Regions from separate parts of the Homo sapiens genome. Here region 2 is linked to region 1. Evidence: read pairs that join two places in POLR2A ChIA-PET (ENCODE). Cell type or tissue: PC-9. All regions are shown on one strand. Region 1 overlaps CAMK1D (calcium/calmodulin dependent protein kinase ID). Region 2 has its middle 75 kb from the start of CDC123.

Region 1 (4,000 bases):
CTTGCAAATAACATGCTACTGGCTCTATGTGCAATGCCTGGATATAACAAATCTATTTTTACGAGGCCTACAAAGACCAAAATATCTCGATGTGTGTGATGTGATGTAATCTCTGCATTTGGGGTGGGAGGTGAGTAGGGAAACAACTACTTTGGAATTAGCACGAATGTACACAATTTCTGAGTAATGATGCACGAGAATGCTCAGGTATTCATAGAATTCAGAGAGGGGGTGTGACCTGCCCATGATTTAGGAAAGGCCTTAGGTGTTTCTGGGAATTGTATGTTCATATGTTCCTACAGCCAATAACTCGCATATAATGATCATCATTATTTGTTGAACAGTTAGGCTAACTGAGTATCTTTTTGGGGGTTACTTGGAGCAGTCGCTGTGTTTTCTTGAGTTGTAAAAAATTATGGTGAAGGTTTTGGCTTAAAGAATTGGAGGTGGAAGTGATTCCCTGCTGCATCTTATTTTGAGAGTGGAAGGGAGAAATTCTGTCCATTCAGTGAGGCGGGATGCAGCTGCGTTGTAGGTTCTGGTGGAATAAGGTGTCTCCTGGAGCTGGAGGGGTGGTGTGGGGTGGACCAAGGAAGCATGTGGCTCACTGGATCCTAGGAGGTGTTGTGACCTCATCGTGCCCACCTGGCATCAGAGAGTAGGCAGTGCACTGCCTCAAAGGAGAAACCCTCTGGGATGAGACAGACATAAAGTAAGAAGAAAAGAGCCAGTCTTTGGCTCAGCAATGCATTTGTGTTGGTTTCTTTTTGTCCCCTTTTAGACAAACCTATTCGTGGTAGAAAGAGAGCAACGTGAACACGATCAGGAGAGGGAGAGGAGCAGTCCTACCACTTTGGCCTTTGTGTCCTCCATGAAGAGATGCTGGTGTTTTCTGAGCATTTGTGAGCTCTTGGCATTTGGGTCATAGTGCATCGGTATTCACAACTTTTCCACACGGGCCCCAGAGGAGGGCTTGCAGCCTCCCCATTGCCAGCTTCTGGGGATGAGAAGAATTGCAGAATTGTATAAATCCCTTATCATCAGCTAGAGGATTGTTAAATGCACACATTAAGGCAAACAAACAAACAAATAAAAAACCAACCAACCTTTTGTCAACAATTGGCTTTATTTTTTAAGAAAATACAGTAGAACGAGCAAGATGTGGTGGCGTGTTCCTGTAGTCCTGGCTGCTTAGGAGGCTGGGGCAGGAGGATCACTTGAGCTCAGGAGTTGGAGGCTGCAGTGAGCTATGATTGTGCCACTGCACTCCAGCCTTGGCAGCAGAGTGGGACCTTGTCTCAAATTACGAAGAGAGAGGGAAGGAGGGTGGGAAGAAGGAAATAGCAGAACAATAGAAGTTTGTAAAAATACCCAAGTTAGAAGAAAGAAAAAAACAGGAGAGATACTCAAGGATATTTGACTCCAGTTCCCCGCTTCTTACATGGGAAGCTGGGTGGGCCCCCCTGTTTCTAGTTCAGCATTCCCTTTGAGACCTCCTCAACTCAAGGGGGACTTCAGAAACAATGGAATGAAACAATGGGCCCTACGTTTTCACTCAGAGCTCAAGCTTTATGTTGCCAGGCAAACCTAGAAAGAGTCCCTACTCGGTAACCTACTCACGCTTGGTTTGTTTTAACAGAATATAGAGGGGTCAGTGAACGTGTGTTTTGATTCCAAGGAAATTCCAAGCACCTTAAGAGTTTAGTAAATGTTGATCTGGCGACATTTCACTTTTCCTTTTTAGCAACCAAGAAGTCCGATAATGAAAGAATTTTCTCTTTAATTGACTTAACCCTGCAAGATGTTTGCTCAGAGATTTTGTTTGTTTGTTTTGTATCAATTTAAGGAGTACAAGTACAGTTTTGTTACATGGATCTATTGCGTAGTGGTGAATTCTGAGCTTTTGGTGTAACCATCACCCAAATCATGTACATTGTACCCATTAAGTAATTTCTCCTCCCTCATGCCCTCCCATTCTTCTACCCTTCTAAGCCTCTAACGTGTGTTACTCCATTCTGTATGTTCACATGTACACATTATTTAGCTCCCACTTGTGGGTGAGAACATGTGGTATTTAGCTTTCTGTTTCTGAGTTATTTCACTTAACATAATGGCCTCCACTTCCACCCACCCATGTTGCTGCAAACGACATGACTTCATTCTTTTTTATGGCTGAATAGTGTTCCTCGGTATGCATGTACCACATTATCTTTGTCCAATCTTCTAATGATGGATGTTTAGGTGGATTCCCTATCTTTGCAATTGTGGGTGGTGCGGTGGTAGACATGAGTGCAGGTATCTTTTTGATATAATCATTTCTTTCCTTTGGGTAGACACCCAGTAGTGGGATTGCTGGATAAAATGATAGTTTTTTTTTTTTGTTTGTTTGTTTTTTTTTTTTTTTTGCTCAGAGATTAAGTCTTTTTGGTGTGAGCTTTTATTTACAAGCATTCCATGTCCTGTAAATAATGTGAGCAAGTTTTCATTGCATGATAAATTTGGTTTCACTCAGTCTTGCCTGTATCTTATGTGAAGATAGACATATGACATGAAAACACATGACCTGAGCTCTCTAGTTCCTGTGACCTGGCACGTGTGTGGCCTGCCACAGCACCTCGTATAAGTCTGCCACAGACTTATGTGAGAGTCTCAAGTCATTTCTTCTTTTTTGTTTTTTGAGACAGAGTCTTGCTCTATTGTCCAGGCTGGAGTGCAATGGCAAAATTTCGGCTCACTGCAACCTCTGCCTCTCAGGTTCAAGTGATTCTCCCGTCTCAGCCTCCTGAGTAGCTGGGATTACAGGCACCCGCCACCACGTCTGGCTGGTTTTTGTATTTTTAGTAGAGACGGGGTTTCACCTGGTTGGCCAGGCTGGTCTTGAACTCCTGACTTCGTGATCCGCCCGCCTCGGCCTCCCAAAGTGTTGGGATTACAGACATGAGCCATCGTGCCCAGCCTCAGTTCATTTCTTAAAGAGACAAATTCTAAACACAGTGGCAAGCCATCAGCAGGGCTTTCTTCTCCCCTGCAGAATCGTCTTAGCCTCGGTAGCTCGTTTCAGCTCAGCTGGTGTGCATTAGGTACCTGTGGACAAGGCAGCTGAGCTCTTAGGAGGAAACAGGAAGAAGCCCCCTCTACCTGTGTGTCCTGCCCAGGGCAAGGGATCCTGTGGCAGGGGGCCCATTCTGGAACCACTCATAGTAGATGGGACTTCAGAATGTTCCAGAACAAGGGGAATGCCTGTCTTATGATTTGAAGCATCTCCCCCAGTGGTTCTGTTTGCCTTCCTCATACTCCCCGAAGAACTATGGTCTTATAAAACCACTGCTGCGTCTATCTGAGGCAAAGTTTGATTACAGGAAAGTAATTCAGGAAAGCCCTGTATAAACTCATTTTATATCTCTACTCACAATCTTTTATTTTATCTGTTTATTCATTTTTGTAGAGACAGGGTCTCACTATATTGCCCAGACCTGGTCTCAAACTCCTGGCCTCAAGTGATCCCCCTACTTCAGCCTCCCAAAGTGCTGGGATGACAAGTGTGAGCCACAGCACCCGATCCCCACTCACAGTCTCTCATTTCATGTTCATAGGTGGTCTACAGATAGCAGGAAATCTCTCACCGATGACTTTTCCAACCCTGAAAAGATGCAAACAACCTGATGAAAGAAAGATTCCTGGGTGACAGGAGCTATATTTGTAGGAGCAGGTGCCATTTGGGACAGAGCACAGGGTGTGGGAGCATTCTGAATTAGAGAAGAGAGTGGGCAGCTTCACCCCTCCTGGGCAGCAGATCCATTTTATCTGCTGTGAATTCCTGGCACACCAGAAGTGCCTCTATTTAAATATGTCAGCATAAAAGGCGATGGCTGTTCTTTGAGCACTTAGGAAATGTTTGTTTGGGGAGGACCTGCATTGTTTCAGGTCCGTAATGGCACTGGGCCTGCAGAGACGCATGGAGGCCGCTCTGCCTACACACTCCGCCTCTGTCTGTGTGGGA
Region 2 (4,000 bases), 330 kb before region 1:
AGAGACCAGGATCAAGGGAGATAAATATTTTCAAAGAGCTTTGAGTTATTCAAGAAAGGACTCCTCAAATGGACAGGTATGGACCCATAAAAACAGAAATTCAGTCTTCTGGCTTTAGAATTTTGCCGCTTGACAGCTCCAGCTTGCGGCCCCCTTCCCCGCCCTCCTTCCCCCGGCCCCTATCTCTCCTGCACCGCCCACCCCCAACATTACATGCCACATCTTCTGGGTGAGACTTGACAATCCTTCTTTTAAAAATTTAATTAATTAATTATTTATATGTTTTTTGAGACAGAGTCTTGCTCTGTCACCCAAGCTGGAGTACACTGGTGTGATCTTGGCTCACTGCAACCTCCGCCTCCTGGGTTCAAGCAATTCTTCTGCCTCAGCCTTCTGAGTAGCTGGGACTACAGGCATGCACCACCACACCCGGCTAATTTTTTGTATTTTTAGTAGAGACAGGGTTTCGCCATGTTGTCCAGGCTGGTCTCAAACTCCTGACCTCAGGTGATCCACCCACCTTGGCCTCCCAAAGCGCTGGGATTACAGGAGTGAGCCACCGTGCCCAGCCAGTCCTTCTTTTTTTTTTTTTTTTTATCCAATTTCTTTCCCTTTCTTTAATTCCTCTTTTGTTTTGTCAAAGTAGTTCCTGAGCATCTTTTTCATGGTGAGTACTTGTGGAATACATCTTCCAAGTTCTCCTGTGCACATCTTAATAGTGTCTCTTTGATTGCTTCACATTTGATCGATAATCTGAGTGGGTAGGGAATGCTAAATTCAAAATAGTTTCCTAGCTGGGCATGGAGTCTCACAGGTGTAATTCCAGCACTTTGGAAGGCTGAGGCAGGAGGATTGCTTGAGCCCAGGAGTTTGAGAACAGCCTTGGCAACATAGCAAGACCCTGTCTTTACAAAAAAATAAGAAAAAAAAATTAGCCAGATGTGGTGGCATGTGTTTGTAGTCCCAGCTACTCGGGAGGCTGAGGCAGGAGGATCCTTTGAGCCTGGGTTATCAAGGCTGCAGTGAGATGTGATCGCATCAGCCTGGATGACAGACCGAGAACCTATCTCAAAAAAAAAAAGTTTCCCATAAAAATTTCGTAACCATTGTTTGTCTTCTAGCAAAATTATTTTACATTTGAAAACTTTAGGCCGGGCTCACGCCTGTAATCCCAGCACTTTGAGAGGCCGAGGCAGGTGGATCACCTGAGGTCAGGAGTTCAAGACCAGCCTGGCCAACATGGTAAAACCCCATCTCTACCAAAAATACAAAAATTAGCTGGGTGTGCTGGCGGGTGCCTGTAATTCCAGCTACTCGGGAGGCTGAGGCAGGAGAATCACTTGAACCCAGGAAGCGGAGTTTGCAGTGAGCCAAAATAGCGCCACTGTACTCCAACCTGGGTGACAAGAGGGAAACTCCTTCTCAAAAAAAAAAAGAAAAAGAAAAAGAAAACTTCAAACAAGTGTTTTCTTTCAGCCATCAAGCCTTTCCACCCCCTCTCTACTTCTGCTTCTTAAGCAAAGCATTTCCTCATAATCAGGGTGGAGTAATCTATTTTTGTTAGAACTCCCTGTAAAAATGCAACTGCCTCAAGAGGATCAAACACTTATGATCATCCTCAGTGCCAGGGGCTGGAAGTTGGGCCTTATATGGAATTCGTGACTCATCATCCAAGAGCCTAAAAGATTTACTTGCTCTGGCCGGGCTCCTAATTGCATGGGCTGAGCATCAGCTAGACGCCTGAAATCGAACACCTCGACACCTTTTAACTAACCTGGGAACATATTTCTGACTTGGTGCCAGGAAACAGAATACCTGTTTGGTAAACTGTCAACTTCTAGGTCTGAAAAAAAATGCCCGCAACTTCTGTTGAGTCACATCATAAGAGACCGTGAGGACACGTGGATGCCAGGACAAGATACAGGAATAATTCCTTTTCTTAGCAAGAGGAGATATAGCTGATTATAGTTCCTTCCACATAAGCAATGATTATGAATTAGGAAATAACCCAAGGGAGGCCGGGTGCGGTGGCTCACACCTGTAATCCCGGCACTTTGGGAGGTCGAGGCGGGTGGATCACCTGAAGTCAGGAGTTTGAGACCAGCCTGGCCAACACAGTGAAACCTTGTCTCTACTAAAAACACAAAAAATTAGCCAGGTGTGGTGCCACGTGCCTGTAGTCCCAGCTTTTCGGGAGGCTGAGGCAGGAGAATTGCTTGAACCCAAGAGGCAGAGATTACAGTGAGCTGAGATCGCGTCATTGCACTCCAGCCTGGGCGACAGAGCGAGACTTGGTCTCAAAAAAAAAAAAAAAAAAAAAGGAATTAACCCAAGGGAGCACTTTCTTTTTTCTTTTTCTTTTTTTTTTTTTGAGATGGAGTCTCGCTGTTACCCAGGCTGGAGTGCAGTGGCGCGATCTCGGCTCACTGCAAGCCCCGCCTCCCGAGTTCACGCCATTCTCCTGCCTCAGCCTCCCAAGCAGCTGGGACTACAGGCACCTACCACCACGCCCGGCTAATTTTTTTTGTATTTTTAGTAGAGACAGGGTTTCACTGTGTTAGCCAGGATGGTCTCGATCTCCTGACCTCGTGATCCGCCCACCTCGGCCTCCCAAAGTGCTGGGATTACAGGCGTGAGCCACCGCGCCCGGCCCAAGGGAGCACTTTCTTTCTTTTTTTCTTTTCTTTTTTTTTTTGAGATGGAGTCTCTCTGTCGTCAGGCTGGAGTGCGGTGGTGCGATTCTGGCTCACTGCAACCTTTGACTCCCAGGTTCAAGTGATTCTCCTGCCTCAGCCTCCAAGGGAGCACTTTCTAACAGTCAGAGCTGAGTAAAAGTAGAATGGACTGCTATGGGAATCTGTGGGTTCCTCTCCATAAGAGTTTTTGTTTGTTTGTTTGTTTTCTTGAGACCGAGTCTCTCTCTGTCACCCAGGCTGGAGTGCAGTTGTGTGATCTTGGCTCACAGCAACCTCCGCCTCCCAGGTTCAAGCAATTACTTGTGCTTCAGCCTTCTGAGTAGGTGGGACCACAGGCATGTGCCACCGTGCTCAGCTACTTTTTATATTTTTTGTAGAGATGGGGTTTCACCATGTTGGCCAGGCTGGCCTTGAACTCCTGACCTCAGGTGATCCACCTGCCTTGGCCTCCCAAAGTGGTGGGATTACAGGCGTGAGCCGCTGCACCTGGCCCATGAGTTATTCTTGGTGGAGATGTTGTAAATTGGATGCAACAATCTATGGATGGTTGGAATGTGTGATCTCTACGTTCTTTTTCAACTATGGAAATGTATGTTTGCTATACCTGGTATGACACCTGGCACACAGTAGATGGTCAATTTGTACTAAATAACATGTCTGTGGACTTTCTTACATCACAGTCACAGAGACAAATGTCATCACTGTTTCTGCTTGCTATAATTTACACTAAGAAGGTTTTAATCACAACTACCATTAGCTACTCATATTGAGAAATTCCCAGAATATTCTCTTCTGCAAACAGTGGCTGAGTTTGGATTGAGGACTCCGTTTTGGCAACAACCTCTTTACTGCTTCAAGTAATTGCACCCTCACAAACTTGGGATCGCATACACGTAACCAACATGTAGAGGGCAGGAAGCAGTTAAACTGCAAAGCCCCATTGAATCATCTAGATTAGGCACAGGTGGAAGGGCTTTTGAATAATAGGAGAGAGGCTTCCAGGCAACACTCGGCCTGGAAAACACGGCTTTTCTTGTCTGTGAGGGTTGAAGAAGGCATCCAGAGCACGGCCCATCTCCTATGGCTCCGTCACCTACCTGCTCGTGCAGAGAGGAGCAGAATCTGTAAGGGTGAGAGCAGTAGAGACACAGCTGCTGGTGTCCATTAATGTAGGTAGAAAGCTTAAAAAGATGGGTCAGGAGTGGTGGCTCACGTCTGGAATCCCAGTACTTTGGGAGGCTGAGGCAGGTGGATCACTTGAGGTCAGGTGGTCAAGAACAGCCTGGCCAACATGGTGAAACCCC

What was found. Peaks named below come from ENCODE experiments on the same cell type or tissue, not always from the same donor. Only the 100,000 strongest peaks of a DNase experiment are listed, where the experiment ranks them.
Region 2: POLR2A ChIA-PET joins it to region 1 with 6 read pairs; 2 of 35 experiments call an interaction of 5 or more read pairs at or near these places.

What each region holds. Positions count from the first base shown.
Region 1 is chr10:12,598,805-12,602,804 of GRCh38, forward strand. All of the region lies in intron 2 of CAMK1D (calcium/calmodulin dependent protein kinase ID), which reads left to right. Among named protein-coding and RNA genes, the nearest start is that of MIR4480, 22 kb to the left of the region's middle. In PC-9, no CTCF peak of the experiment used is centred here; no DNase peak of the experiment used is centred here.
Region 2 is chr10:12,269,431-12,273,430 of GRCh38, forward strand. No RefSeq gene overlaps it. Among named protein-coding and RNA genes, the nearest start is that of CDC123, 75 kb to the left of the region's middle. In PC-9, no CTCF peak of the experiment used is centred here; DNase peaks (open chromatin) are centred at 1,121 and 1,681; H3K4me3 peaks cover 292 bases; H3K27ac peaks cover 1,677 bases.